4 separate regions of the Homo sapiens genome follow, and regions 2, 3 and 4 are each linked to region 1. The links are chromatin loops, found by intact Hi-C in ENCODE. Cell type or tissue: B cell. All regions are shown on one strand. Region 1 holds the start of EPG5 (ectopic P-granules 5 autophagy tethering factor). Region 2 overlaps PSTPIP2 (proline-serine-threonine phosphatase interacting protein 2). Region 3 overlaps EPG5 (ectopic P-granules 5 autophagy tethering factor). Region 4 holds the start of ATP5F1A (ATP synthase F1 subunit alpha).

Region 1 (8,000 bases):
AAATGCCTCTGAAATAAAGGCCTCTTCATAAACTTTAACAAAAAAAAATTAATGTATGTTTGTATAGGAAAGTTGCCTAAGATGGATAAAAAATATAATCAATTGGTTTTTCATGATGGATCTAAAAGCTTAAGATTTTTAACTTTTTAATTTAGAAATTGTTTTAAACAAAATAAATTAAGAGGGAATCCCCTTAACAGACTTTTTAAAGCATCTGTAACATTCTATCTATGGAAAGACAAAAGACATACAGATACATGAAATAACTATTAAGTTCCTGGATTGAGAGTCAGGATTTCTGGCTTTAACCTGAGTTCTCTCACGAACTGCATGACACTGAGCAATATTTAATCCCCGGAGGCTTTAGTTTCATCAATATCTTGGGGGAAAAAAACTAGAGATTAAGACTTAAGATTCTGCTCTCATAGACAACTAACATTTATGTGTTATGCACTACTGCATTATAGGTTCAGGAATTTTTTTTTTTCTTCACTGGATAGGTATGTTTTCTTTTTTTTCCTGTAGTCTCATCGTTAAGTAGGTTTAGGGATCTTATGCATAGCTGGCCAATGGCTTTTTTCTTCCTCCTGGGCCTGGATAGTTCTTTACCAACCCAATACAATGCAAAAGCATTTCTTTTAAAAATATTTCTGAGCCGGGTGTGGTGGCTCATGCCTGTAATCCCAGCACTGTGGGAGGCCGAGGTGGGCAGATCACCTGGGGTCTGGAGTTCGAGACCAGCCTGACCAACATGGTGAAACCTCATCTCCACTAACAATACAAAAATTACCCAGCCTGTAATCCCAGCTACTCGGGAGGCTGAGGCAGGAGAATTGCTTGAAGCCAGGTGGCAGACGTTGTGGTGAGCAGAGATCGCGCCACTGCACTCCAGCCTGGGCAACAAAAGCGAAACTCTGTCTCAAAATAAATAAATAAAATTCCTGAAATTTGGTACCAAAATGACTTTCTCACCAGAATAACTCCTCACAGACCTGGATACACCAATGTGTCTAACTCCACTACAGCCGTTTAAAAAGTCATATCAAGAAAACGTGGTAAATACTCAGCATGGAATACTATGCAGCCATAAAAAAGAACAAAATCGTGTCCCCTGCAGCAACATGGATGCAGTTAGAGGTAATTATCCTAAGCAAATTAATGCAGAAACAGAAAATCAAATACCACGTTCTCACTTATAAGTGGGAGCTAAACATTAAGTACACATGGACACAAAGAAGGGAATAATAGACACCAGGGCCTACTTGAGGGCAGAAGGTGGGAAGAAGGGAAGGATAAAAAAACCACCTGTCAAGCACTATACTCATTACCTGGGTGACAAAATAATCTGCACACTAAACCACCAAGGTGTGCATTTGCCCATGTAGTAAACCTCCACTTGTACCCTCTAAACCTAAAATAAAAGTTGGAAAGAAAAAAAAAGAGCATCATAATGAAAGAAATCCACATAAGTCATCTACAGTCTACTAAGTATGGTACCTATGAACACTACCCTCCTGTTAAAACCTTGTTCCCATGAGAAAATCGGATTACAGTATCATGCTTAAATTACACCTGCTTTGGAACATCACCCACTTCTGGGGAAAAAAATGTCCTGTACTTGTAATACCATCCTCCTTATTTCCCAAATGTAAACTCTGTTTCAGGTAAGCCAAAATTATGAGGTCTGGCCATGCGGGAGCAGCATTTAATCTGTTCATCTTAGAAAATATATATAAATAGGGTGGGCGCGGTGGCTCACGCCTGTAATCCGGGCACTTTGGGAGGCCAAGATGGGCGGATCACCTGAGGTCAGGAGTTTGAGGCCAGCCTGACCAACAAGGAGAAACCCCGTCTCTACTAAAAATACAAAATTAGCCGTGTGTGGTGGCGCATGCCTGTAATCCCAGTTACTCGGGAGGCTGAGGCAGGAGAGTCGCTTGAACCCGGGAGGCGGAGGTTGCGGTGAGCCGAGATTGCACTCCGCCGAGATTGCACTCCAGCCTGGACGACAGAGCGAGACTCCATATCAAAACAAAAACAAAAACAAAACAAAACATAGGCTGGGCGCGGTGGCTCACGCCTGTAATCTCAGCACTTTGGGAGGCCGAGGCGGGCGGATCACGAGGTCAGGAGATCGAGACCATCCTGGCTAACACGGTGAAACCCCGTCTCTACTAAAAATACAAAAAATTAGCCGGGCGTGGTGGCAGGCGCCTGTAGTCCCAGCTACTCGGGAGGGAGGCTGAGGCAGGAGAATGGCGTGAACCTGGGAGGCGGAGCTTGCAGTGAGCCGAGATCGCGCCACTGCACTCCGGCCTGGGCGACAGAGCAAGACTCTGTCTCAAAAAAAAAAAAAAAAATACATATACATATATATACACACACACATATGTATATATGTACGTATATATGTATATATGTGTACATATGTATATATGTGTATATATGTACTATAATAAAATGAAAATCCAGACTGCACTTATAAACAAATCAACTTAAAATCACTCTAATACCACATGTAGTCTAATACAGGAAACTCAGAAAATTCAAACACTTCCCTACTGTGTGAGTCCCGCCCTGGGTTAATTTCTAGCCATTCATGCCCCTTATAAACAATCAAGACAATAAGAAATAAACAGAGGCAGCACTACTATCATCTTGAACTTTCAAAGTGATCAGAAATGGCACAGCACTAGTCTACTTATAAAGTTCTGCCAAAGGTACCTTCTCCGCGTGGAGGAGGGGAACATTCCCTCTTTATGCATGGCAGGGACTAAAAATGTTCTAGGATATAAAAGAGTAAAGAGAGAGTCAACGATGGGGCTGGAAAGAGAAAAATTATTTCACGGCAGGAAACCAGACCCAGGTGAGGAAAGCCAAGAGAGCAGAAAAGGAAGAGGCCAGTGAAGTCACAGGAGGGAGAAGGAAAAATGGGGTCCTGACAGAGTGTGGCAGGGGGATATGGAGAAGGAATGGAGGAGAAGGGCCGGTGTCAACGGGTGGTGGGATCAAATATTGGAAGGTGGAGGCGGAAGATGCAGAGGGCTCAGGGAACGGGAGTAGAATTGGCTGGGGAGGCCGAAGAGAGGAGCAAGGAGACACAGCACACTGCCAGAGCCTCGGGAGGGTGGGGGAGATCCTCACCTTTGTTTTAGTCCGGCTGGCCTTGGCCTTGGCCCGGCGCTGGGGCTTCACCGCCTCGGCCATAGACCCTTCCGCGGCGCCGTCACCGTTTGTTTTTGTCAAACCCCTGCGCTTCAAGCAACCTGCCCGGTTCTGGCCTCCGGACTGTCACATGATCGAATCTCCGCCACTCCCGGAGAAGAGGCGGTGAGTCGGCGCCTCTACGGGCCGCAACGTAGGACAAACCACTCCAGGACGCATTTGCACTGGAGGAAGGCAGGCCCGCCCCCTTCCCGGAGCCCAGGCCCCACCCCTAGCCCTGGCTCCACCCGGCGCGCAGGTGTCTTGGGTTGCGCTGGACAAGGGCAGCGACCCAGGCTGACCCACCTCCTCCGTCTCCCGGCTCTGCGGAACCTCACTCAGTGCGGATCCCGGGCGCGCTCGCACACCTCACCCGCGTCGGCTTGAAGAAATCCGGAAAGTGGGTTTGCCATTCTTTTTTTTCATCTTCAGATAAACCAGATCCAGTCGGTTAGCCTAAATCCGCACTGCGCGCAAGGAAGAAACCCTGACGCCCATCGGGGTGTGCACTTCGGCGTCCTCTTTTGTAAAGGGGAATGATCACACCTGCCTTTTCGGATGTCATGAGAATTTAATGGGCTCTCCCAGAAAGGTGCCTGGTAGCGGCAGGCATGTCGGTACATGGTAGTTATTAATTATCATTACTGTACAAATTCCCAGACTGGAAAAAAGACATGTGCTCCTAAAAGGACAGGCAAACAGGTAACAAGATAAATAAGATCCGTAAAAGTATTCTTAGTATACATTTTACAGTGTGCTTCATTTGAAATTTCCAGATGTGAAAAACTTGTCCACATCTTCCCTTCCCAGCTCTAGGATTTCTGTGATTTGCTTGTATCCTTATTGTTAGTGTCTGTCAATCCTCCCAGAATGTAAGATCCTCAAAGGCAGGGTTCTTAATTTTGTTGCCTGATGTATCCAAGGGTCTTTAGAACACTGCACGTAGTAGCACATAGTAGATACTAAATAAATATTTCGTGAATCACACAAATGAGTATGAGTTTTGTCTGGCGGTGGGGTAAGATCGTTGAAATGGAGTGGGCCAGGCGCAGTGGCTCACGCCTGTAATCCCAGCACTCTGGGAGGCCGAGGCGGGTGGATCACCTGAGGTCAGGAGTTCAAGACCAGCCTGGGCAACATGGTGAAACCCCAACTCTACTAAAAATACAAAAAAGTCGCCGGGCATGGTGGTGGACGCCTGTAATTCCAGCTACTCGGGAGGCTGAGGCAGGAGAATTGAACCTGGGAGGCGGAGGTTGCAGTGAGCCGAGATCGCACCATTGCCCTCCAGCCTGGGCAACAAGAGCGAAACTCCCATCTCAAAAAAAAGAAAAGAAAAGAAAAAGAAGAAAAGGAAATGGAGTGTATGGGAGGGAGGAAAAAGACCATCCACCCACCTGTAGCATACCCTAGAATAAAAAATCCAGCAATATGGCATGAAAAATGGAAAAGACTTCAGAGATGCAGTTTGCTTGTTTGTGATGATATTTTAATTGAGTATATAATACAATTTCGTGTATTTTGTTCCCAAATCCTCAACAACAAAAATTATTAAGCTACTCAGAATATACATGTACTTTGTATGTCCTGGTGTGTGTGTGTGTGTGTGTGTGTGTGTGTGTGTGTGCATGTATATAAAGTTATCACCTGCAAAGAGTTGGCCAATATAAACAAAATCTTTATACCACCATTACTATCCATAACTTTTGCTGATATTTCTCCCAGTCTGGAATACCCTTGCTCTCTGACCTCTCCCAGTTTAAGTCATTTATGACATTTAAAGTTCTCTATGTGCTACCCACTACTTGGTCAGCAAAACACAACTGACCCTACTCTCAATTTGCATGTTTTACAGTTTAGTTGGGAAGCAGACACAATGCATAGATACATTGTGATACGTGTATCATCGCCTAACTGGTAAAAGAGGCATACATTGGAAAGACTGAATGAAGGGATGACACCAGGGCAGGGGTGAGTTCCACACAAAAAAGAGGTTAATCAGGGAGGATGGGAGAAAGAGGAGAAGGAGGAAAGAAATGAAGGTTCTTTAAAAAGCACCTCAGCCTGGCACAGTGGTTCACACCTATAATCCTAGCATTTTGGGAGACCGAGGCAGGCGGATTGCCTGAGTTCAGGAGTTCGAGACCAGCCTGGGCAACACAGTAAAACCCCATCTCTACTAAAATACAAAAAATTAGCCAGGCCTGGCAGCGTGCGCCTGTAGTCCCAGCTACTTGTCCCAGCTACTTGGGAGGCCAAGGCAGGAGAATTGCTTGAACCCAGGAGGTGGAGGCTGCAGTGAGCCAAGATCGTGCCACTGCACTCCAGCCTGGGTGACAGAGCAAGGCTCCGTCTCCAAAAAAAAAAAAAAAGCAACTCAAAACCACAGCCTCCTAGGACTGCATAAGGTACTTCTGCTGCATTTATGTGGCTTACTGCACTTCTCAAGATGGTGAATGTGAGTATGATGTATGATGACTGGAGAGGCCAGAGAGAGCCAGATTGCTCTGTATAAGCAGAGATTTAGAGAATTTAGAGAGGAAGGAAGAACAATATATAAGGGGAGGTGGAAACGAAGTCACCTGGCAGAGGGCTAACTACTAAGGAGACCTACATTTTCCATCACGAAGTTATCTGTCGTTGGATTAATTTCAGAAAGTGAGGCCAACAGCCAGACAATTCAAGTTCAGTAGAATCCAAACAAAAGGTAAAGCAACAATCAGTTAGGTAATGATATAATTTGAACCGAGAAGGTGGTTTTGAAACTACTCCTTTTGAAGGATATAGACTTGAAGTCTCTGTTGCCACAGCAACAATTTTAAAAGGGACAATGGGAGCAGGGGCTCAGAAAAGTTCCCGAACATATGCAGTCAAGGATTTCATGTCCCAGCCAGACAACTGACTGATAAGCAACCTGAGTTCCCAGGGCTGCTAAACCCAACCTGTGAGACAGTAGCTTGAAAAAGTAAACAGGCCGGCAGTGGTGGTTCACACCTGTTATCCCAGCACTTTGGGAGGCAGAGCAGCGCAGATCACTTGAGGTCAGGAGACCAGCCTGGCCAACATGGTGAAACCCCATCTCTACTTAAAAAAATACCAAAATTAGCGTAGCGTCATGGCATACACCTGGAATTCCAGCTACTTGGGAGGCTGAGGCAGGAGAATCGCTTGAACCCAGGAGGCGGAGGTTGCAGTGAACCAAGATGGCGCCACTGCACTCCAGCCTGGGCAACAGAGCGAGACTCCATCTCAAAAAAAAAAAAAAAGTAAACCAATTCCTGGAAGTAAAGTATCATCTCAGGAAAGTCAAATACAAAGCAGATAAAGTAATTTAAGCTGACAGCATAATCCTTTTGTGTTAAATTAGGAATAAACTGTATCTTTTTGTATTTAAAGTGCTTGTACTGGTTACGATAATTTGGCAAATTAAAGGATATAGACCTTATGATTCCAAATTAAAATATGTATTTTACTACCTGATTTTAGATTACATATATTTTAGTTAAAAATAAGATAATTTTATACGGCTTACATAATCATGGAATATCTCTGAGAAATTAAGATCTATCATATTTATAAACTGAATTTGTGGCTGGGTGCAGTGGCTCATGCCTGTAATCCCAACACTTTGGGAAGCCAAGGCGGGCAGATCACGAGGTCAAGAGATCGAGACCATCCTGGCCAACATGGTGAAACCCCGTCTCTACTAAAAATACAAAAATTGGCTGGGTGCACACCTGTAGTCACAGCTACCCGGGAGGCTGAGGCGGGAGAATCGCTTGAATCTAGGAGGCGGAGGCTGCAGTGAGCCGAGATCATGCCACTGCACTCCAGCCTGGCAACAGAGTGAGACTCCGTCTCAAAAAAAAAAAAAAAAAAAAAAATTTGTTAGACCTTAGTAGGATGGTTTAAGTAGTTAGAATGGTTGGTTGGTCAGTTCAGGCAACATTAAAAAAATTAATATTTTGAATTTAATACTGTAGTATAAAACATTTGAAGGAATTTAAGTGATGATGGGACCAATTGTTTAAGGGACTTTGGTCTGTTGAATGTGAGTGGATGAATTGTTAAGGTTCCCCCTTGAACATGACTATGAAACTCTATTAGATTTATAAAAATAATGTTGAGGTATGTATAAAGATAACTTGAAGACTTAACAAAAACTGGGCCGGGCATGGTGGCTCACGCCTATAATCCCAGCACTTTGGGAGGCCGACGTGGGTGGCTCACCTGAGGACAGGAGTTCGAGACCAGTCTGCCCAACATGGTAAAACCCTGTCCCTACTAAAAATACAGAAATTAGCCGGGCATGTAATCCCGTACTACTTGTAATTACAAGTACCTGCCTGTAATCCCAGCTACTCAGGAGGCTGGGACACAAGAACCACTTGAACCTGGGAAGCGGAGGTTGCAGTGAGCTGAGATTGCACCACTGCACTCCAGCCTGGGCAACAGAGCAAGACCCTGTCTCAAAAAAAAAAAAAAAAAAAAAAGGTCGAGCATGGGGGCTTACGCCCATAATCTCAACACTTTGGGAGGTCGAGGTAGGTGTATCACGAGGTCAGGAGATGGAGACCATCCTGGCCAACATGGTAAAATCCCGTCTCTACTAAAAATACAAAAATTAGCCCAGTGTGGTGGCGTGCACCTGTAATCCCAGCTACTCAGGACGCTGAGGCAGGAGAATCGCTTGAATCCGGGAGGCGGAGGTTGCAGTGAGCCGAGATTGCGCCACTGCACTCCAGCCTGTGAGACTCTGTCTCAAAAAAAAAAAAAGACTTAACAAAAACTAAATT
Region 2 (8,000 bases), 60 kb after region 1:
ACTTGCAGAGACGCCCAGAAGTCTATGTCTCTTCAGAGGTCCTAATGGGGACAAATAGGACATTGCCCTTCCTCTTGTCTTCTCTTGCTTTTAAAAAACACACACATACAATACACACACACACATATACACACACAGGAAGCTCTACTATTAAATTTGTAGTATAAATATATATAATATAGCCCTACCTACGAAAAGGTGTACATATAAAAAACTTCAAGAAAAACTTAGAAGGTATTAATAACAGGTTGTGGCTTCATAGTCCACTTTAGCCATTTTTCTGCTTGTCTTGATTTTTCACAATTGAAAATAATAAAAAAAATTATAATTTTTTTCAGGCCAAGTACAGTGACACGCGCCTGTATTCCCAGTGACTTGGACAGCTGAGATGCAAGGATCTTTTTTTTTAATTTTTTGAGACAGAGTCTTGCTCTGACACCCAGGTTAGAATGCTGTGGCACAATCTCTGCTCACTGCAACCTCTGCCTTCTGGGCTCAAACCATCCTCCCACCTCAGTCTCCCAAGTAGCTAGGACTACAGGCATGGGCCACCATGCCTGGCTAATTTTTCTATTTTTAGTAGGGATGGGGTTTTGCCAAGTTGCCTAGGCTGGTCTTGAACTCCTGGGCCCAAGCGATCCACCTGCCTCGGCCTCCCAAAGTGCTGGGGTTAGAGGCATGAGCCACTGCGCCTGACTGAGGATCTTGAGTTTGAGCCCAGCCTGGACAAAATAGTGAGATCCCATCTCCAAAAAAATTTTTTTTTCAGCCAGCATACTTCAACCTCCTGGTAACTCTGTCTGCTGAAGCGAGGGAGCTCCCAGGCATTATTAACCAACCTGGAAACCAGAAAAAAACTTGATACATACTTGATTTCAGACTGTCCACACGGCTTCTTCCTAGAGAGGTTGAGCAGATCTTTGCCATACCTCTCTTCAATTGCTGCCCTAGGGGAACAGAAGAGAGGGTTATGGGTCCTTCTCAGAGCTGACTCTTTGTTAAGACACAATGACCCTCCCTTGGAAAGCAAAACTGCACCTGTGACCATAGAAGCTCAGATACAACACCATTCTCTAAAATGCAAGACTCCCTCTGTATGATAGGGAACAACTGTAAAAAGATCGATGGCCCTCATCTCTATGGTGGTCTTCTCCAGCTGGAAGTCCCTAACATGGACATTATGCGAACATTACAGTAAAACTGAACATTTGTTTAAGTGGAATAAGAAATGCCCAACCCTCCTCCATCTTTTCTAAGAGTGCCCTTTACCATGCTATAGAGCCCTTCATTCACAAGCAATTCAAATACGCAACTAAACTGTACCAAAGGAAGGGGGATTTCAGGAAAGAAACTCTGCAGTCAGCATGCCCTATAAAAACACTGATTGTTACTCAGCATTGCAGGGTCGGTCTCAGCACTAAACATCCTCCTTCCCCTTCCCCTCTCCCCACTGCTTTTTGTCACCATCTCCACTTCTGTCTCAGCCCAGCCTTATATAAACCATACGATTAGGACAGAGTGATTTAGGCTCATCTACCCTACTTTTTTCTTCAGATTTAAAAAAATTATATAAGTAATAAATGAATATATCCTCACGGTAAAAGACTGTAACACCACAAAGGTAGACAGTCTAAAACACGCCAGCACCTTCCCACTCTCTTCCAGCTCCACTGCTCTCCCCAGGGGCAGCCACTGCCAAGGTTAATAGTTAGCTTTCCAGTCCCTTTTCTCTGCATTTACATGCCCATATCTCACATATACACATATGTGTAACTTTCATGTTTATGTAATTGAGATCATTCTATTATTTGCTGTTCTGTTTTTCACCTAGTAACACATCATATAGAATGTTCCTTATCAGCACATAGGGATCCACCACATTCACAATATGGAGTTCTCTGTAGTACAAAGTCTCCTGAGTTATTTCCAGTTTTCACTACCACTAAAAAAAAAAAAAAGAAAGAAAGAAAAGAAAAAAGAAAAAAACCTAAATGAACATCTGAACATCTGTGGACATATATCCACGGGCATCTCTGAGAGTGTCTCACTCTGCCACCCAGGCTGGAGTGCAGTGGCACAATCTCGGCTCACTGCGACCTCCGCCTCCCGGGTTCAAGCGATTCTCCTGCCTCAGCCTCCCATGCAGCTGGGACTACAGGTGTGCGCCACCATGCCGAGCTAATTTTTGTATTTTTAGTGGAGACAAAGTTTCACCATGTTGGCCAGGCTGGTCTCGAACTCCTCACCTCAGGTGATCCACCTGCCTCACCCTTTCAAAGTGCTGGGATTAAAGGCATGAGCCACCACACCCAGCTTGAGAGTGTTTTTCTGAGAGTTCTGAGAAAGTGGATTTACTAGGTCAGGGGAAAGAATGCATTTTAAATTTTTGAAAAATAGTGCCAAAGTGTCCTCCAAAAAAGTCTTCTCAATTTCTACTTCCACAAAAAGTGTACAGGAGCTCCCATTTCCAGGAATGCTGACCCACAGTGGATATAAATAATCTTTTAAAATTGCTACCAGTGTGAGAGGGAGGTTGAAGAAAGGAAGAACTTCTTTTTGAATTTGCATTTCCCTGATTTCTAGTGTGGTTGTGCATCATTTTATACGCTTATTGTTTATTTGCATTTCTTCTTCTGTAAGTTATCATCCAACTTTTTAACTGAGCATTTTGCCTTATTCCTATTAATTTGGTAGAAGTTCTTTATAGACTATGTATATACAACTTATTCTTACATATGTTACAAAGTTTCTCCCATCCTGTCATTTGTCTTTTCTAAATAATGATTTTACCCAATTTATTAAAATGATACATGCTCATTACTCAAAAATAAACATGAAGAAAAGTACAGGCTGGGCATGGGTGCAGTGGCTGATGCCTGTAATCCCAGCACTTTGGGAGGCCAAGACGGGAGTATTGCTTGAGACCACGATTTCAAGAGCAGCCCTGGCAACACAGCAAGACCGCGCCTCTACAAAATTAAATAAATAAATAAATGAAATAAACGGGTGTGGTGGTGCATACCTGTAGTCCCAGCTACTGGGGGAGGATGGGGCAGGAGGATCACTTAAGCCTGGGAGTTCAAGGCTGCAGCGCACTATGATAGGAAGGAAAAGTACAAAGAAGAAAACAAACAACCCAAAATTCCACCAACTAAAACTAATTAGTATTAATATTTGATGATGATTGTAACAGGGATTTCTTTCTGCAGGTATACAAATAGGAAGGATGAACAGATGCATGCAACAAATAATTTTTAAAGAATAAGACCATATGGCCGGGTGCAATGGCTCACACCTGTAATCCCAGTACTTTGGGAGGCCAAGGCGGTGGATCACCTGAGGTCAAGAGTTCGAGACCAGCGTGGCCAACATGGTGAAACCCTGCCTCTACTAAAAATACAAAAAATTAGCCAGGCATGGTGGCGCATGCCTGCAATCCCAGCTACTTGGGAGGCTGAGGCAGGAGAATCGCTTGAACCGGGGAGGCAGAGGTTACAGTGAGCTGAGATCGCACTATTGCACTCCAGCCTGGGCGACAAGAGCAAAACTCCATCTCAAAAATAAATAAATAAATAAATAAATAAATAAATAAATAAATAAATAAAAATATTAAAAAAATTTTTTTTAAAGAATAAGACCATATGCCACATGCCTTTTAAAAATAGCTTGGACTGGTGTTGTGGCTCACACCTATAATCCCAGCACTTTGGGAGGGCAAGGTGGGAGGATCGATTGAGCCCAAGGGTTTGAGACCAGCCTAGGCAGCATGGGAAACCCTGTCTCTACAAAAAAATACAAAAATTAGCTGGGTGTGGTGGCACACATCTGTAGTCCCTGCTACTCAGGAGGCGGAGGTAGGAGGATCACTTGAGCCTGGGAGTTTGAGGCTGCAGTGAACCGTGACTGCGCCACTGCACTCCAGCATGGATGACAAAGTAAGACCCTGTATAAAATAAAATAAAATAAGTAAATAAAAATTGAAATTTTAATCTGATTTTAATTTCACAGAAGAAAAAAAACTGAAGTGAAGCTGAAAGAATTACTAAAATTGAAATAATAGTCTCTTTACCATAGGAAAAATTAGTTCCTCAAAGATCTTTCTGAGGTTAAAAGAAAAAGTTTATGAAAATAAGTAAGAGGGCCGGGCACGGTGGCTCACGTCTGTAATCACAGCACTTTGGGAGGCCAAGGCAGGCGGATCAGTTGAAGACAGGAGTTTGAGACCAGTCTGGCCAACATGGTGAAACCCCATCTCTACTAAAAATATAAAAATTAGCCAGGAGTGGTGGCGCGTGCCTGTAATCCCAGCTACTCAAGAGGCTGAGGCAGAAGAATCGCTTGAACCCGGGAGGCGGAGGTTGCAGTGAGCCAAGATCGCGCCATTGCACTCCAGCCCGGGCGACAGAGTGAGACAGTGTCTCAAAAAGAAAAGAGGCGCGCATGCGCAGTGAGGTTTCACGCGAGCGCCTGCGTTTCTCCTCAAACCTAACGATGCCGCGGGAACTGAGGAGCCGAATGAAACTGCACAGTAGAACCGCAGCGAAGCCGAAGCGTTAGCCCGGAACGAGGGCGGACTGGAAAGCCGGAGCGGGGCCGAGCGAGCCGCCCCAAAAGGCTGCCGCTTCATCCCAGCGAAAACCGCCGGCCAGGCCAAGCGCGGCGAGGGAAGAGGAGAGACGGCTCCGGCAGCGGAACCGCCCGACGCTGGAGAAGACAAACCGGCCGTGGAGTGGTGCCTGGAGGAGCTGGTCTTCGGCGATGTCGAGGACGACGAGGACACGCTGCTGCGGCGTCTGCGGGGTCCGTGGGTTCAAGGACATGAAGACTTGGGAGACTCAGAAGCGGAGAATGAAGCAAAAGGTAATTGTGCACCTCAAAAGAAGCCAATTTGGGTGGATGAAGAAGATGAAGATGAGGAAATGGTTGACATGATGAACAATCGGTTTCGGAAAGATAATGATGAAAAATGCTAGTGAAAGTAAACTTTAGAAAGACAAACTTAAGAAGCGACTTTAAGAAGAATTCCAGCATGCCGTGGGAGGAGTACCTGCCTGGGCAGAGACTAATAAGCTGAAAACAACTTCAGATGATGAAAGTGAAGAGGATGAAGATGCTTTGTTGCAAAGGACTGGGAATTTCATATCCACATCAACTTCTCTTCCAAGAGGAATCCTGAAGATGAAGAACTGCCAGCATGGTAATGCTGAACGTCCTTCTGCTGCTCAGATCTCATCTGTGCAGTTCCGTCCTTGTGCACAGATTGTGATGGTCGCTGGATTAGATAACCTATATCACTATTTCAGGTTGATGGAAGAACAAATCCTAAAATCCAGAGCACCTGTTTGGAAAGGTTTCCAAACTGTAAGGCTTATTTTAGTGCTAATGGGGAAGAAGTTTTAGCCATGAGTACTCACAGCAAGGTTTTTTATGTCTATGACATGCTAGCTGGAAATTAATTCCTGTGCATCAAGTGAGAGGTTTGAAAGAAGATAGTGAGGAGCTTTGAAGATGTCTCCCCAGATGGGTCCTTCTTGCTCATAAATGGCATTGCTGGGTATTTGCATTTGCTATCGATGAAGACCAAAGAACTGATTGGAAGCATGAAAATTAATGGAAGGGTTGCAGCATCCACGTTCTCTTCAGATAGTAAGAAAGTATATGCCTCTTCGGGGATGGAGAAGTTTATGTTTGGGATGTGAACTCAAGGAGGTGCCTTAACAGATTTGTTGATTAAGGCAGTTTATATGGATTAAGCATTGCCACATCTAGGAATGGACAGTTGCTTGTGGTTCTAATTGTGGAGCAGTAAATATAAATAATCAAGATTCTTGTCTCGAAGGAACAAACCCAAAGCCAATGAAAGCTATAATGAACTTGGTTACAGGTGTTAATTCTCTGACATTCAATCCTACTACAGAAATATTGGCAATTGCTTCAGGAAAAATGAAAGAAGCAGTCATTGGTTCATCTTCCTTCCTGTACAGTATTTCAAACTTCCCAGTCATTAAAAAGAAAACTATTTCTCATGTTTACGCCATGGAATTTTCTCTCAGAGGTGGATACTTTGCCTTGGGGAATGAAAAGGGCAAGGCCGGCTGGGCGCGGTGGCTCACACCTGTAATCTCAGAACTTTGGGAGGCCGAGGCGGGTGGATCACCTGAGGTTGGGAGTTCAAGACCAGCCTGACCAACATGGAGAAACCCCATCTCTACTAAAAATACAAAATTGGCCAGGTGTGGTGGCAGGTGCCTGTAATCCCAGCTACTTGGGAGGCTGAGGCAGGAGAATCACCTGAACCCAGGAGGCGGAGGTTGTGGTGAGCTGAGATTGCACCATTGCACTCCAGCCTCCGTGACAAGAACAAGACTCCGACTCAAAAAAAGAAAAGAAAGAAAAGAAAAAGAAAGAAAGAAAAGGGCAAGGCCCTGATTATAGGTTGCACCATTACTCAGACTTCTAAAGAGACTATTTGAAGTCCAGTTGAGTCACAAGAGAAGCCTGTCTTGATATATCGTCTCAGAAACTTTCCTGAATGTGTGATAATATATGGAAAATGGCTTATAGAGCCAGCTGTGCTTAAGAACCAGTAATGTCTTAATAAACATGTGGCAGCTTTTGTTTGAAAAAAAAAAGTAAGAGGATAGAGATATGAAAACATTTTAACAATTTGTTTGTGTTTTTGACCATTTTTAGATGTTTGACAGCATGCCGGAAGTGTTAGATAATGAGCATTGTTGTACTTCCACCTCCTCAATATTGTTTACATTTTGTTTCATTTGTGTATAACATATTCTGTTCTCCAATCATATTTCCCCCAGTTATTTAGTCTGAACTATTTATTACAATGAATTTGAGGCTCAATAATTGTCCTCTTACCACAATTATTCATCCTGAAGATTTTAATTTGGATTCATTTCTTGCTTGACTAAATTTTATCACTACGTAATCTTTTGCCAAAATAGTTCAAGGGTAGGAAGGGGGTTGGTATTCCCTGAGTTCTTTCATATTTGAGACTATTTACCTGTGGACTTTATATTGGACTGACAACCTCACTGGTATAACGAATGTTCTTAAATATTTCCTCAGAACTTGGCTGAACTTGTTCCACTGGCTTCTGTCATTGTACAGAAGCCTGGGGCCATCCCAAATTTCCCCTGATTATTTCTGTATAGACAACTTGTTTTTTCCTTCCTTGATATTTGAAGAATTCTTTATTTAATTCAATAACTTAGCCAGGATGTGTGTTAACATTGATCCTTATGTAATCATAATCAGTATTGATTACTGTGTATCAGAGTTTCCTGGTTCATAGTGTGCCCTTCAGATCTATTTAGTCCTTCCTTTCATGACATTTTTCCTGTATTATATCTCTGAATACTTCCACTATTCCTTTGGGTAAATTTTCTACTTGGGATCAGTTATCCACATGTTGGATTGGCTTTGTTCTTGAGTTATGGGCTCTGGTTCTTTGTTGCTTTTGCCTTGATATATTTCTTCATTCCTTCCTTCTCTCCTTTTTTGGTGGAGGTGCATTTGCATGGCTGTTATGTGATTTGGCTTCATCTTGCTCCTGGTACTGTGGGCAGCCCTATCTGCTTGCTCTGAGACCATGCAAGTGATTTCTCCTTCATGCCTTTCTGGTCTTAGACAGTACTCAGTACTACAGTTTGAGCAAGAAACCTGTTTCTTCTCAGGCCTCTATTCTTCGACTCTACTTCTAAAGATTTTCCAGCTCCTGACAATGTAAAGTGCACCTGAAGCTGACTCTAGTTATAGAAAAAGATGCATCTTAACTCCCTAGTAACTGTTTCTAACTTTCTGAATCTCTGTTCACTGTATCTATATAAAAATGTATAACATGCTACAATGAACATTTAATATTTTTACATGTAAAAAGATGTTCAGTCCATTTTCATTTTTAAAAATATATAATATACAGGCATTTTATCCTTTTAGCCGCAGAATTATATCCATTAAGATTTCTTTAGACTCTTTTGTTG
Region 3 (8,000 bases), 93 kb before region 1:
ACCATATGATCCAGTAATCTCACTTCTGGGTATATATCCAAAAGAAAGGAAATCGATAGGGAGAAGGGATAACCACACTCCCATGTTCACTGCAGCATTATTCACAATAGCCAAGATATGGAAACAACCTAAGTGTCCTTCAAAAGATGAATGGATTTTTCTAAATGTGGTGTATATACACAATGGAATACCAGTCTGCCTTAGAAGAGGAGGAAATCCTGTCATTTGCAACAACATGAATGAATCTGGAGAACTCATGCTAAGTGAAGAAAACGAGGCACAGAAAGACAAATGCCACATGCTCTTACTCATATGTGGAATCTAGTAAGTTGAACTCATTGAAGTAGAGAATAGAATGACAGTTACCAGAGGCTGTGGGGTGTCAGGGGAAAAGGGAGGGAATGAGGAGTTGCTGATCAAAAGGGCACAAAGTTTCAGAGGGCAGGAGGAATAGGTTTCAGGATCTATTGTACAGCAGGGTGACTACCGTCCACAACAATGCATTACGTATTTCGAAATCAGAAGAGAACCAACTTTAAATGTCTCATCATAAACAATGAAAGGTAAGCAAGGTGATGGATATCTTAATTATCTTGATTTAATCATGCCACACTGTAAATCACACTGTACCCATCAATGTATATAATTATGATTTGTTAATCAAAAATAACATTAATTTTTTAATTTTAGAAACGGTGGAAATGTTCCAAATGACTAAAACTTAATTAACCCTTGGTGCAATGAAACTAGTCCATTAACTGTCATTCATGTAAGTCATTCTAAAATAAATCTCACGCTTTTCTGAGACCTGGATTATTACTCAATATTATCCTCACAAGTATCAATTCCATTAATGCCTTCAAGGGCTAATGACTATATAAGGGACATTTAGTCTAAAACAAGTGGTTTCAGACTTTCTGGTTCCATGCTAATGGAATGCAGTCAAAGAAGAGAGAGCCACACACAGTAAGAACAGAAACCTGATGGTTTCTCAACACAAATCTTTTAAAAAATGGCCAACGAGGCTGTGTGCAGTGGCTCACGCTTGCAATCCCGGCACTTTGGGAGGCCGAGGCAGGCAGATCACTTTAGGTCAGGAGTTCGAGACTAACCTGGCCAACATGGTGAAACTCTGTCTCTACCAAAAATACAAAAATTAGCCAGGTGTGGTGGCAGGCACCTGTAATCCCAGCTACTCGGGAGGCTGAGGTGGGAGAACTGCTTGAACCAGGGAGGCAGAGGTTGCAGTGAGCCAAGATCGCACCACCGCACTCCAACCTGGGCAACAGAGTGAGACTCCTTGTCCAAAAAAAAAGCCAATGAGCATCAACACATTGTACCAGACAACTCTCATTTCTAACATGCTTGTACCCTCAATTCCACAACCCGGCATGGAACAGGAATGCACATTTTTAACAACCTTTAAGACAGAGGTTAATGATAGCATTCGTTTAAATATGGATAAAAGACAGTTTTGTTTAGATAAAGTTGGGTAAGTATGTAGAAGATATCCAGAAGGATGTCTTAGGATAGACTGAGCTGATAGTTCCAGCCAAGACACAAATTCTGTGACGTCAGATAAATTCTTTTCATTTTCAGGTCCCCACTTTTCTCATCCATAGAAGGAGCTAGTGGATCAGATAACCTCACTAAAAAGCTGCAATACTTCTTCATCCTACCTTGCAAAGCTCTCCTGTTTCCTTTCTTTGAACCCAGCTACCAAGTCTTGATGTCTGTGAACCCTTCTGTCCTATGCCACTTTCTTATTTTATTCATATACAGGGGCAAGAGAGCCTTGGGGTGCTTTCCCCTATACTAAGAAATTAAATATGGCTGGGCATGGTGGCTCATGCCTGTAATCCCAGCACTTTGGGAGGCCAAGGCAGGCGGATCACAAGGTCAGGAGTTCAAAACCAGCCTGGCCAATATGGTGAAACCACGTCTCTACTAAAAATACAAAAATCAGCCGGGTGTGGTGGCGGGCGCCTGTAGTCCCAGCTACTCGGGAGACTGAGGCAGGAGAATCGCCTGAACCCAGGAGGCAGAGGTTGCAGTGAGCCAAGATCCTGCCACTGCACTCCAGCCTGGGCAACAGAGTGAGACTCAGTCTCAAAGGAAAAAAAAAAAAAGAAATTAAATATATAGCCTTTATGATTATAATTTGGTGCTCAAATCTTTTTCTCAGTAATCAATATATTCTGGATGGTAAAAAGCAGCTAGAAGTCTGCCTTTCAAAAAAATAATTGAGTACTACTAGGATTTCATGTGTTACTCATTGAACCACTATTTATCAAACACACACTGAGAATATGGCATTACCCTAGTTTTGTAGGGAGCAAAAAGAAGCAAAGAATAACATTTCTGTTATTCTATGAAGAGTTTACACCTCTTCAAGGTAAGATAAGATATATAAAAGATAAATCAGAAATACAAATAAGGTACAGCCAGACAAAATGAAATGAGCTATCCAGCCATGAAAAGGCATAAAGAGACTTCAATGTCTATTACTAAGTGAAAGAAGTTAATCTGAAAATGCTATGATTCCAACCATAGGACATTCTAGAGAAGGTAACACTATGGAGATAGTAAAAGGATCAGGGGTTGAGGGGAGGGAGAGATGAACAGGCAGAGCGCAGAGGATTTTTAAGGCAGTGAAACTGCTCTGTATGATACCACAATGGTGGGCACATGTTATTTGTCATTTGTCAAAACCCACCGAATGTGTTTACCAAGAGAGAACACTAATGTAAATCATGGACTTTCATTGATAATGATGCCTTAATGTAGGTTCATCAATTATAACAAATGTATCACCCTGGTGTGGAATGTCCAGAGTGGGGAAGGCTTGTGCATGTGTGGGGGCAGAAGGTATAAAGGAATTCTTGTACTTTCCACTTAATTTTGCTGTAAACCTAAAACTGCTCTAAAAAATAAAGTCCGTTAAACAAAAAATAAAATCTATTACAAAAAAAAAACAAAACTGGATGACATATGCTTAACTGTATGTATTAGCTCATTTTCACACTGCTGATAAAGACATATCCAAGACTGGGTAATTTACAAAGAAAAAGAGGTTTAACAGACTCACAGTTCCATGTGGCTGGGGAGGCCTCACAATCATGGTGGAAGATGAAAGGCATGTCTTACATGGCAGCAGGCAAGAGAGAGAATGAGAGCCAAGCAATACGGGAAACCCCTTATCAAACCACCAGATCTCATGAGACTCATTCACCACCAGGAGAACAGTATGAGGGAAACCGCCCCCATGATTCAATTATCTTCCACTGGCTCCCTCCCACAACACATGGGAATCATGGTAGCTACAATTCAAGATGACATTTGGGTGGGGACACTGCCAAACCATATCACTCTATAACTAAATGCCACACAAACACATGGCAGCCACAGGGGCACTAGGTGTATTCAGTGGAAGAAAACACCATGGGCCAGAAGCAAAGAGGAAGCCAGAGTGTTAAACAGATGCTGAAACCAGCCAACCGAGGACTATTTGCCTGCTGAGTTTTAACAGCACAAGAGGACAGAACATGAGGTTTTCTAAGGACTATATTCTTACTGAAAGGGTAGAATGGGGCAAAAGAGGAAACTTCTCTGCCTTACCCTAGATTGTGAGTCAGGAGAGATCAAAAAGTTTACTGTGAGAATTGAGGCCAGCCCGCAAGTGAGTTTGGGGTTTCATTTCATGTAACTGGTAGCACGGGAAACCCCAAACCAAGAAGTTAAGTAGTTCCAATTGACAACAAATGTAGATCCTCTCTGGAGGACTTACACACCCTCAGCCTAGGCCTTATGAGATTCCCATCAGTCTCTCTAAATATGGGCTCACAATACAAAATTTAAAAACACACAAGGAAACATGCCTCCAAGAACAAGAATCCAAAGGAAAATTAAACAGCAGCATAAGACAACCCCCAACAGGAATTTCAGATAATAGAATTAATGTACATACATCATAAAGTAAGCATGTTTAAACAAATTCTAAGGAAATAAAAAATAGAATTTTAAATGAAAGAAAAGATACTACCAAAAAGGATCAGGGTACATTTGAAAAACAAACAAATAGATCTAGAAATGGAAAAAATAATCACTTCAATGAAAAATTCAATTGATATATTTTAAGCAGATGAGACAGAGCTGGAGAGAGACTAAAGAAATGGAAGGAAGACCTCTAGAAATTACCCATAATAAAGCAAAAAAAGACAGAAAATATGAAAAAGAGGTTAAGAGTTAGGGAGGACAGGAAGAAACTCAACATGCAGGACAGGCAATATTGGAAGAGAGAAAGACTGCAAATTTACCATAACTGAGAAACTCAGAGCAACCTAACAAAAAAAGGTAAGAAGTTACACACCTAAAGGCCGGGCGTGGTGGCTCACACCTGTAATCCTAGCACTTTGGGAGGCCGAGGCGGGCAGATAGCCTGAGCTCAGGAGTTTGAGACCAGCCTGGGCAACATGGTGAAACCCCGTCTCTACTAAAACTACAAAAAAATTAGCCAGGTGTGGCGGCATGCGCTTGTAGTCCCAGCTACTCGGGAGGCTGAGGCAGGAGAATTGCTTGAATCTGGGAGGCAGAGGCTGCAGTGAGCCCAGATCACACCACTGCACTCCAGCCTGGGCGACAGAGCAAGACTCCATCTCCAAAAGAAAAAAAAAAAAAAAGTTACACACTTAACACTAAATAATTGTATCAGCGACTTTTCTTCAGTCACAAATAACTGCCTATTAAATAAAAATTAAATAGAGGAAAGTAGAAGAAAAAGACTGACTGACTTAGGGAAAAATGAAAACTAAGCAGAGACAGCCTGACATCTTCCTACCTTTAAAACTCTCATGCAGTGAGTCAATACAGTCAGTGAACAGCTGCACAATGCTTGAGGCCACCACAGTATCACTCTCTAGCCAGGGGTAATGCCGCTGTTGGCTGCTTTAAAGAAAAGAAGCACACACTTAGGAATGCAACCGTGATTAAAATACTGTTAAGTCCCAGTGTCTAGGGCTGGCCTAAGTCCTGGAAGCCTGTCCATTATGTAGGCCTGACACACATTTAGAATACTTAAAAGGCTGTAAATAACTGCAGGCGAATTGTAGCTTGTAACACCAGCCATATAATTTTCTTTCATCTCCTTCATACCCTTTATTCCAATGCAATTAGATTTCAAAAATGTGCTATCTAAATAACCCTTAAATTAACATCTTTTTACATCAAATTTAGACCCTTGGACATCTTGGTTACATTTCAAATGCCGTAGAAAAACACCCTAAGTCAGCTTCAACAGTTTTCTCTACTCAAAGCATTAAAAAAAAAAAATCAAATTCACATAACAAAGAGATGGCCAAATATTAACAAATAGAAAATGAGCAAATAAAATTTTTTTTTTTTTGAGAGAGAGAGTCTTTCTCTGCCACCCAGGCTACAGTGTAGTGGCACGATCTTGGCTCACTGCAACCTTCACCTCCAGGGTTCAAGCAACTCTTCTGCATCAGCCTCCCGAGCAACTGGGGTTGCAGGCACCGACCACCACATCCAGCTAATTTTTGTATTTTTAGCAGAGACAGGGTTTCACCATATTGGCCAGGTTTGTCTTGAAGTCCTGACCTCAAGTGATCCACCTGCCTTGGCCTCCCAAAGTACTGGGTTTACAGGCATGAGCCACCACGCCTGGCCCAGAGAAATTCTTTATATGAAAAATTTAATTGGCTGGGCACGGGAGCTCATGCCTGTAATCCCAGCACTTTGGGAGGCAGAAGTGGGCAGACTGCTTGAGGTCAGGAGTTCAAGACCAGCCTGGCCAACATAGCAAAACACTGTCTCTACTAAAAATACAAAAAAAATAAAAATTAAAATTGAAAAATAGCTGGACGTGGTAGCATGCATTTGTAATTCCAGCTACTCAGGGGGCTGAGGCAGGAGAATCGCTTGAACCTGGGAGGCAGAGGTTGCAGTGAGCCAAGATCACGTCACTGCACTCCAGCCTGAGCAACAGAGTGAGACTCTGTCTTAAAAAAAATTTTTTTTTATTTTCTGAATCTGGTCTAGAAAACTCAATATCCAAATAGGTTCCGTTAATTCTTACTGGAAATAAACAAGCAGCCAGCACTATGGTAAGCAGTCTATATGTACACAGTCACTATAAAATCCTGAAGCTTGCAGATTATTCAGATAGCCCTCTAGCAAAAGCAAACATTCAGAACCTTTTATACTTTCCTTAAGTGGCTCGTAAAGCATCATGGGTTAATGCAAAGAGTCTAGAAACAGAAGTCTAAGACCTGAGTTCTAGTCGCAGCTTCAGCACTAACCAACCAGCTATGAGACTTGAGTTTGACATTCATGTTCTCTGAGTCTCAGAATCAAATTCAAGTTTTTGAAAACAACTCCTATAATGTGATGTTTACCACTGTCGTAATTTTTATAAAACCCTGACAAGTTCAACTAGCTTCTGCTTGTATACTTTCAGGGAAAAAAAAGACTCAGAAGGCAACTCACTGAATTTGGACAGCTCTATACCTCTAAGTATTTCAAATGCTTGTGAAATAATGCTTTAATTGAAGAGTCCTAGATTTAAAGGTAATTCCCACCCAATAATTTTATAGCCAACTTAGTTCCAAAACACAACTGATGTAGTAGAGAAAAATCAGTCTCATAAAACCCTCAAGCGAACAGCATCATTTTTTCTGAAATTAAACACTAAAGTTTATTCAACCTCTTATTGTGGAAAACTGGAAATGAGTGTCCAGTTTTGTTCCAAAATTATTATCAAGATAATATCTCTGATGATCCAGACTAGCAATTCCATAAATAGAAAATGTCTTAAGTTTTGAAAAGAAGCCTTTTCTAAATTTAAATATGGCCTTACACTAAAAAATTAAATCTGTGAACTCATCACTTCTACCAAATACCATTTAGAATTTTAAGTCTACAAACGTCAAAGGAATTTGAATATCTAAAAAACTGTTTACCTTTCGTTGTCCTCTAAAACCAGGATCCATGGCTTAAAGAGCTGAATGATTACTGAATGTAGGGATTTCAGCACTAAAAAGTTTTAGAGACAAAACAAAGGTCATCATTTGTCATTTGTCAATATCACTGCTCACATTATATAGAAAAATCTACCTCTTATTATCTGTAGCTTCATAAACCTATGTTAATGTATAAACAACATGCTTAGTGTAACTATGTATGTTTACGTTTTCATTGGCTACACTGGAATTTCTCTGAATTGAAGAATTTGTATTACAATACAATATCATGGATAATTTTATAACACACTTTTAAAAAAGATAAATGTATAAGATTTAGAACCCCATCTTAGTAAGACAAATGACAGAAAGGGTTGGAAACTGAAACCTCTCTGTACCCCAACCTGCAAAGGAGGGGCAGAGACAAGCTATAGCAAGCACCCTACATTCACTATGTAATGAATATATCCATTCATATATTGTGACATATATGACACATATATGGGCTCATGCCTGTTCTATATATTTCTACTTTCTCTCCTTGACACTCAATATAAATCTCTTAATGTGCCTATTTAAATCTCTCTTAATGGAAAGTCCAAACACCTAGCTCCACATCGCATGAGAAGTATATTACCTGTTTTCCTGCTGGCAGTTGGGTCTTGGGCCAAACAGGTCATTTCTAAGTCAATCAGCCTTTTCACAAGGTAGCCCAAGAATGTCTTCACATCAGCCATATAAGGACTCCATTTTGAGAATAAACCAAAGCTTTTAAAGTCCATCTTGGATAACCGAAGCTTATAAAAAAAGTCTGAAAGCCACTGTATAGTCTCCATTACCTGGAAGAGACAACTAGTCAAAAAATGCTTACTAAATATGTATTTTAGTAAAGTGTTATGATACACTGTGATGGGGGTGTATATAGTAGGTCTTTGACTTTATAAGAGAGTGGCAAAAATATAAAGCATATGAGAAATAAATCAATGGTTTTTTGTTTTTGTTTTTGTTTTGAGGTAGAGTCTT
Region 4 (8,000 bases), 130 kb after region 1:
AAAGCATTTTGTTTAAAATGTCAAATGGGAAAGTAGCTTTTGATATATGTGAAAACCTTTTATACAGCTCCTAGTACACAGTAAACACTCGCATATTTTTAAAATGCAGTCTGTACTTTATTATTATTGTTTTTTTGAGACGGCTCACTGCATCCTCCACCTCCTAGTCTCAAGCGATTCTCAGCCTCCCGAGTAGCTGGGACTACAGGGGTGCGCCACCTCCACCAGGTTAATTTTTTATATTTTTAGTAGAGACGGGGTTTCACCATGCTGGCCAGGCTGGTCTCGAACTCCTGACCTCAAGTGATCCACCCGCCTTGGCCTCCCAAAGTGCTAGAACTATAGGCGTGAGCACCGCACCCGGCTTATTTTTTTTTCTTTTTTGGGACAGGGTCTCACTCTTGTCACCCAGGTCGGAGTGCAGTGGCTCAATCACGGCTCACTACAGCCTCGACTTCCTGGGCTCAGGTGATCCTCCCACCTCAGCCTCCCCAGTAGGTGGGATCACAGGAGTGCGCCACCTGGCCAGGCTAATTTTTGTACTTATTTTTTTTATAGAGACAGGATTTCATCATATTGCCCAGACTGGGCAGTAAATAAATATATATTTACTGGGCAGTAAATATATATATACACACACATTTTTTTTTTCCTTCTGAGACGGAGTCTCATTCTGTCACCCAAGCTGGAGTGCAGGGGCACGATCTTGGCTCATTGCAACCTTCACCTCCCAGGTTCAAGCGATTCTCATGCCTCGGCCTCCTGAGTAGCTGGGACTACAGGCGACCACCACCATGCCCGGCTAATTTTTTTATTTTTAGTAGAGACAGGGTTTCGCCATGTTGGCCAGGTTGATCTCGAACTCCTGACTTCAGGTGATGCACCCACCTTGGCCTCCCAAAGTGCTGGAATTACAGACGTCAGCCACTGCACCCGGCCTGGCAGTCAGTATTTTAAAAAGCAACTATTGGCAGGGCACGGTGGCTCATGCCTGTAATCCCAGCACTTTGGGAGGCCAAGGCGGGCGGATTACCTAAGGTCGGGAGTTGGAGACCAGCCTGACCAACATGGAGAAACCCCGTCTCTACTAGAAATACAAAATTAGCTGGGCGTGGTGGCACATGCCTGTAATCCCAGCTACTCGGGAAGCTGAGGCAGGAGAATCGCTTGAACCTGGGAGGCAGAGGTTGTGGTGAGCCAAGATCGCGCCACTGCACTCCAGCCTGGGCGACAAAAGCAAAACTCCGTCTCAAAAAAAAAAAAAAAAAGCAACTGTTAACAAAATGTAAGTGTCTTTCCCTTTAAAGGTACCCAATTTTTATTATTTTGACTTTAGATGTATTTTAATGGAGTTGCAGGAATTCTAAGATAAACAGCTTCCTACAAGGGGCAAAACTCAAAGTAGTTCCAATTTTACTTAAAAACAACAACAACAACAACGACAACAAGCGGCCGGGCACGACGGCTCATGCTTGTAATCCCAGCACTTCAGAAGGCCGAGGCGAGCGGATCACCTGACGTCAGGAGTTCAAGACCAGCCTAGCCAACATGGTGAAACCCCGTCTCTACGAAAAACTACAAAAAGTAGCAGGGCATGACGGCGGGTGCCTGTAATCCCAGCTACTCGGGAGGCTGAGGTGGGAGAATCACTTGATCCTGGGAGGCGGTGGTTGCAGTGGGCGGAGATCACGCCATTGCAATCCAGCCTGGGCGACTGAGCGAGACACCATCTCAAAAAAAAAAAAAAAAAAAAAAAACAAGCAAACAAAAACTGAATAAATGCTAGAGTTAGATTAGAAACCAAGAGTTGTGGCATGTGGACTTATTTTACTCTCTCAACAAATCCTGCAGCCACCTGGAACTTCCTTCAGTTTCTCCTTCAAGTTGTAATACTGCGACTGGTCACTGTCAATTCTGAAGCCTCTACCTTCCATAGGAGCTAGATGAAAACCGTTAAAAATGCTTTTTTGTTAACAGAAACCCAAGATGCTACCAGCGGTTGTTAAGGCAGCAAAACAGCCAACATGTTTATTTCACCTTTCAAATTGAGATTACTTTTAGAACAAAAAAAAAGTGTCAGTGTCAATGCGTTTACACTGAAATCATGTTAATTTCAAGGGAAACAAATAACGAAGGGTATTAATCCTTACAGCCATTTTCCAACCTTGTTCTCTTTTACTTGAATTCTCCATCACTAAAAATTACTCAAAACCAGGTGGAAAACTCAAGGACAAATTCTTTAAACACGTCCAAGTGCCACAAAGCACACACTCTGCCGGAGAGACAATTTAGAAACCAGCTTCACTGTTGTCACAGTGCTGGCCACATGAAATGGTTCTTTGCACCTGCAGGACGTTTTCACGGTCGTTTCGTATTCAGCACTAAGAGAAAGCCTACGTAAGTATTCCAAAAACCACCTTCATTTATTCCTTTCCTCTAAACTGAGCTCCAGGCAGAGGTGAAATGCTGGGCCTGCTGACCTTCACACAATGTCAGACTCCACTGACTAGCTTCAACAAGAGCTGACAGCAGTTTTCTGACCTTCAGCGGGACGCGACCCTAAGAATCGAAAGAGAGGAACCTCACCGATTCAGAACAGGCCTCGGAGAGCTAGCGCCCAAGCCCTGACCTTCACCCAAGATCCCCCTTCTAGGGCCGCTGTCAGCCGAAGACAGGAATCTTGAGGCCCTGTCTCTGGACACCATCGAGTTAACTGTCTGCCCTGTACCATTCTGCCTCTGCGCAGGTGACGAGCAAAAGGGCACCTGTGTCGCCTGCTCTGTCCAGCCGGAGAAGCCACGGGTGCAAGATGGCGGCATTCGCCACAGCCCCTCGCCCTCCTGCAGAGAGCGCCCGAGCCGGCGCACCACCACCCTGCAGCCCCACCCGGCCGCCTGCATCATGCCGGCCTTCGGTGCTCACCAGTCCGGCCCGCCGAGGAAGGGCGCGGACCACGGCCGCAGCAACGCGCACGGACAGCATCTTTGCAGTTACTCCGCAGGCGGTACTTCTGCAGCCGCAGCCTCCGGACTGACTGGGACAAAATGGCCGAGCCGCAAAGAAGGTCAAGACAGCCGGCCCACCTGACCCGGAAGTACTGCCCCTCGCGTTCACCACCTCTCCCCCCGCCCCCGCCGCCACTCTGCATTTTTTGGCAGGTTACTTATTTTTTTATGTAACATTTTTAAGTTTAAACCTCAAAATGAATGATTAGATATATTCCGGCTTTGGTCCTGGCATTCGTTATACATTTATTTTGGTCTTTTGAGTCGACCTTGTGGTTGCCCCGGGTGACCACGTGGGTAGCTGAATCTGCTAAGCAGCAGTTCCCAGGCCCCATCTGGTGCTAGAGGATGAGGGCCTCACCCGTCTGGGGTCGCGGCTGTCTTGAGGACCAGGGCGATTAATAGTGTCGGTAGTGTTAGACCGTGGTTTAGCACGAGTAGCAACAGTGAACAGCTAAACCCCGGGACTGGCCACCAGCAGGGAGCCTCCCACGGAGCCCGTTAATCTGCAGATCTTAGCCCCACTTCAGACCCTCTGAGTCGAAAATTCGGGGCAATCTGAATTTTTAACAAACACCAGCACCGTTCCACGTGATCCGATCTGCGCTCAGGTTAAAGATTCCCAGCTTTTTTAGATTCATTCTAAAAGAATCCTGTCAGTGAATTAGAGCAAACTGTTTAAAAATCCTGATAACCGGGGGAGGGGAGCATCAAGATAAATAGCTAATACATGCGGAGCTTAATACCTAGGTGATGGGATGATAGTTACAGCAAACCACCATGGCACACATTTACCTGTGTAACAAACCTGCACGTCCTGGACATGTATTCCGGAACTTTAAATTAAAAAAAATATATCAACAATCACAAGGAGGCCTAGAAGAGTCATTGCCAATCCTACTGAGAATTGTCCAGAATCAGAAGTTTACACCAGGATAGGACGAGGACTCGCTTTTTCCTCTGCCAACATCTAGTTCATGCTATTGGGAACTCTGCTTCTTCATTTGGAGTCAAAGGGAGATGATGAAAAAACACTTTCTATGCTTACCTGGATGGGCTTTTTTTTTTTCTCCACAGAATTACCATACTGAGATTTTTGTGATATATGCAAGATTTGTGTGTGTGTGTGATGCTGGTTATTATTATGTCATAGTGGACACTTATTAACGTTGCCTTCACTTTTCTTTTTTTTTTATTTATTTATTTTATTTTATTTAAGACAGGGTCTCACTCTGTTGCCCAGGAAAGAGTGCAGTGGGTTTATCACCATTCATTGCAGCCTGGAACTCCTGGGCTGGAGCAATCCTCTGACCTCAGCCTGTGCCCCTGTGGTCCCACCACCATGCCTGGCTAATTTTTTTGTAAAGACGGCGGTGGTGGGCAGGGCGTGGGGGGAGGTCTCTCTATGTTGCCCAGGCTGGTCTCGAACTCCTGGCTTCAAGTGATCCTTCCTCCTCAGCCTCTGCGCTGGGCCCGCTTTTCACCGTTTGGAGAAGCATTTTCAGTTCCATCCCCCAAATCCTGGCTTACACCTAGAACCTGAATTTTGGTGAGGCAAATAAATATCCGGGCTACAAGGGTCATCTCCTGAAACATGGCTTGTAAACACGTGATTAGCCATCCTTTTCTCTAGTATCCTACTCTTTTCAAGGTAAGCCATGGGAAAATAGAGCAGCAGTTCTCCTGGGAATCAGGGGTACAAAAAGGCTGTCCAAGCCAGGCGCAGTGGCTCACGCCTGTAATCCCAGCACTTTGGGAGGCTGAGGCGGGTGGATCACCTGAGGTCAGGAGTTCGAGACCAGCTTGGCCAACATGGCAAAACCCCATCTCTACTAAAAATACAAAAATTAGCCCGGCATGGGGGCGGGCACCTGTAATCCCAGCTACTGGGGAGGCTGAGGCAGGAGAATTGCTTTAACCCGGGAGGCAGAAGTTGCAGTGAGCCCCAGATTGCACCACTGTCCTCCAGCCTGGGCAATAAAAGTGAAACTCCATCTAAAAAAAAAAAAAAAAAAAAAGAAAGAAAAAAAGAAAAGAAAAAGAAAAAGGCTGTCCAAGTAAAATAAAATACAGAGACAAATCTATAAATTTAAAACATTTGGGAAGCAATAATTGCCATTCAGGGCATACACACAAACAGGGTGGTCTTTGGTACGTCAGAAGAACAAACAGATGGTTAGAGGTTTTATTTTTGTAAAAGAGAAATATAGCCAGGAACAGTGGCTCATGCCTGTAATCCCAACACGTTGGGAAGCCAAGATGAGAGGTTCACTTGAGCCCAGGAGTTTGGGAGTGCAGTGAGCTGTGATCACACCGGAACACTCCAGCCTGGGCAACAAAGCAAGACCCTATATCAAAACAAACAACAAAAAAAGAGAACTGTTGTATATTGTTCTTTAAGAAAGTTCATTGTCACTAGTAAGGTTTTGGGGAGCTGGCAAGTTTTGATTGGCAAGTAATGGCAACTAGGTAAAACGATCCTTAGAGTCACTGCAGGTTGTTTTTAGCAGCTAATTAGATAAAACTGGTTTAGGTCAGCCGGGCACGGTGGCTCACGCCTGTAATCCCAGCGCTTTGGGAGGCCGAGGCGGGTGGATCACCTGAGGTCAGGAGTTCAAGACCAGCCTGACCAACATGATGAAACCCCGTCTCTGCTAAAAATACAAAAATTGGCTGGGTATGTTGGCGGGTGCCTGTAATCCCAGCTACTTGGGAGGCTGAGGCAGGAGAATCACATGAACCTGGAGGCAGAGGTTGCAGTGAGCCAAAATCATGCCATTGCATTCCAGCCTGGGCGACAGAGTGAGACTCCATCTCAAAACAAACAAACAAAAAAACTGGTTTAGGTTATAGCGGGCAGTTTCAGCAGCCAGGCTTACAGATAATTACATTTTTGGAGCAATGTTATGTGCCCTGAGTGCTTTTTTTTCCCTTTACCTCTTGACACTGTTTTAGTTGGGGATGACAAGAATGACCCAATCAACTTTCACAAGCTAACAGGAAAAAATATCGTTTCTAAAAACAACAAGGCCGGGCATGGTGGCTCACGCATGTAATCCTAGCACATTGGGAGGCCAAGGCAGGCAGATCGCCTGAGGTCAGGAGTTCAAGACCAGCCTGGCCAACATGGCAAAACCCCGTCTCTACTAAAAAATCAAAAATTAGCTGGGGGTGGTGGTGCACACCTGTAACCCCAGCTACTCAGGAGGCTGAGGAAGGAGAATCGCTTGAATCCAGGAGGTGAAGGTTGCAGTGAGCCAGGTGGAGGTTGCAGTGAGCCAAGATTGCGCCTCTGCACTTCAGTATGCGCGACAGGAGTGAGACTATCTCAAAACAACAACAACAATAACAACAAAATTAGCCGGCATGGTGGCTCACACCTGTAATCCCAGCACTTTGGGAGGCTGAAGCAGGTTGATCACTTGAAGTCAGGAGTTCAAGATGAGTCTGGCCAACATATCGAGATCCCTGCACCCCCTGCCCCATCTTTAGCTGGGCATGGTGGCACATGCCTGTAATCCCAGCTATTTAGGAGGCTGAGGCACGAGAATCACTTAAACCTGGGAGATGGAGGTTGCAGTGACCACTGCACTCCAGCTTGGGCAACACAGTGAGATTCTGTCTGAAAAAAAAAAAAAGGCCGGGCATGGTGGCTCATGCCTGTAATCCCAGCACGTTGGGAGGCTGAGGTGGGCGGATCACGAGGTCAGGAGATCGAGACCATCCTGGCTAACATGGTGAAACCCTGTCTCTACTAAAAGTACAAAAAATTAGCCGGGTGTGGTGGCGGGCACCTGTAGTCCCAGCTACTCGGGAGGCTGAGGCAGGAGAATGGCGTGAACCCGGGAGGCGGAGCTTGCAGTAAGCCGAGATTGCTCAACTGCACTCCAGCCTAGGCAACAGCACAAGACTCCCTCTCAAAAAAAAAAAAAAATTGCAGGGATATTTTGTAAAATTTGTAGTGATAAAAGTGGACAAAAGACATAAAGATAACTTTTTTTGCCCCATACTGAAGGGCTGCACCAGTTTATCTGAAATTTGGTTACAGAGCAGAGATATATTTAGTTTTTGTTTTTTTTTGTTTTTTGTGGTGGATTCTCACTCTGTCGCCCAGGCTGGAGTGCAGTGTCTCAATCTCAGCTCACTGCAAACTCTGCCTCCAGGGTTCAAGTGATTCTCTTGCCTCAGCCTCCCAAGTGGCTGGGATTACAGGCACGTGCCACCATGCCTGGCTAATTTTTGTATTTTTAGTAGAGATGGGGTTTTGCCATGTTGGTCAGGCTGGTCTTGAACTCCGGACCTCAGGTGATCCACCTGCCTCGGCCTCCCAAAGTGCTGAGAATATAGGTGTGAGGCACCGCATCCAGCCAGAGCAGAGATATGTTTGAAGCAAAAAGAATAAGCAAGACAGGCTGGGTGTGGTGCCTCATGCTTGTAATCCCAGCACTTTGAGAGGCCCAAGTGGGAGCATCACTTGGGGCCAGGAGTTCAAAAACAGCCTGGGCAACATAGTGAGACCCTCTTTCTACAAAAAATACAAAAAGTTAGCTGGGTGTGGTGGTGCACGCCTATAGTCCCAGCTACTAAGGAGGCTGAAGCGGGAGGATTGCTTGAGCCCAGGAGTTCAAGGTTGCAGTGAACTGTGATCACCACTATACTCCAGCTTGGACGAAAGAGCAAGACCCTGTCTCTAAAAATAAAATAAAATAAATAATAAATAAGCTTGGCTTGCTAGTAAGTTTCCTTTGAAAAGAAAATCATTTTAGGCTGGGTGTGTTGGCTCACACCTGTAATCCTAGCTCTTTGAGAGGCCGAGGCAGGCAGATCACTTGAGGTCAGGAGTTTGAGACCAGCCTGATCAACGTGGTGAAACCCCCCGTTCTACTAAAAATAAAAAAATTATCCCTGCATGCTAGCACAAGCCTGTAATCCCAGCTACTAGAGAGGATGAGACAGGAGAATTGCTTGAGCCTGGGGACGGGGGTTGGAGGTCGC

Evidence for each region. A loop is a pair of places that touch in the nucleus more often than their neighbours do. Peaks named below come from ENCODE experiments on the same cell type or tissue, not always from the same donor. Only the 100,000 strongest peaks of a DNase experiment are listed, where the experiment ranks them.
Region 2: a loop joins it to region 1, with 13 times the contacts of the local background. A loop is called at or near these places in 7 of 110 quality-filtered maps.
Region 3: a loop joins it to region 1, with 11 times the contacts of the local background. A loop is called at or near these places in 6 of 110 quality-filtered maps.
Region 4: it touches region 1 in a loop (15-fold over the local background); 8 of 110 quality-filtered maps call a loop at or near these places.

What each region holds. Positions count from the first base shown.
Region 1 is chr18:45,964,033-45,972,032 of GRCh38, forward strand. EPG5 (ectopic P-granules 5 autophagy tethering factor) reads right to left here and starts at 3,297. Exons shown (of 44, transcript NM_020964.3): 1 at 3,145-3,297. The coding sequence starts at 3,207. RefSeq lists an enhancer at 3,056-3,557. In B cell, no CTCF peak of the experiment used is centred here; a DNase peak (open chromatin) is centred at 3,349; H3K4me3 peaks cover 1,712 bases; H3K27ac peaks cover 1,221 bases.
Region 2 is chr18:46,023,740-46,031,739 of GRCh38, forward strand. PSTPIP2 (proline-serine-threonine phosphatase interacting protein 2) reads right to left here. Exons shown (of 15, transcript NM_024430.4): 3 at 870-947. It also overlaps the pseudogene LOC100422497. Among named protein-coding and RNA genes, the nearest start is that of PSTPIP2, 45 kb to the right of the region's middle. In B cell, no CTCF peak of the experiment used is centred here; DNase peaks (open chromatin) are centred at 4,158 and 4,462; H3K4me3 peaks cover 941 bases; H3K27me3 peaks cover 1,881 bases.
Region 3 is chr18:45,871,399-45,879,398 of GRCh38, forward strand. It overlaps EPG5 (ectopic P-granules 5 autophagy tethering factor), which reads right to left. Exons shown (of 44, transcript NM_020964.3): 33 at 7,615-7,816; 34 at 6,978-7,050; 35 at 4,838-4,944. Among named protein-coding and RNA genes, the nearest start is that of SIGLEC15, 50 kb to the left of the region's middle. In B cell, no CTCF peak of the experiment used is centred here; a DNase peak (open chromatin) is centred at 3,583; H3K4me3 peaks cover 832 bases; H3K27ac peaks cover 1,893 bases.
Region 4 is chr18:46,095,250-46,103,249 of GRCh38, forward strand. It overlaps ATP5F1A (ATP synthase F1 subunit alpha), which reads right to left and starts at 3,047. Exons shown (of 12, transcript NM_004046.6): 1 at 2,923-3,047. The coding sequence starts at 2,982. RefSeq lists enhancers at 2,413-2,472, 2,447-3,646, 2,563-2,712. In B cell, no CTCF peak of the experiment used is centred here; a DNase peak (open chromatin) is centred at 3,082; H3K4me3 peaks cover 2,398 bases; H3K27ac peaks cover 2,676 bases.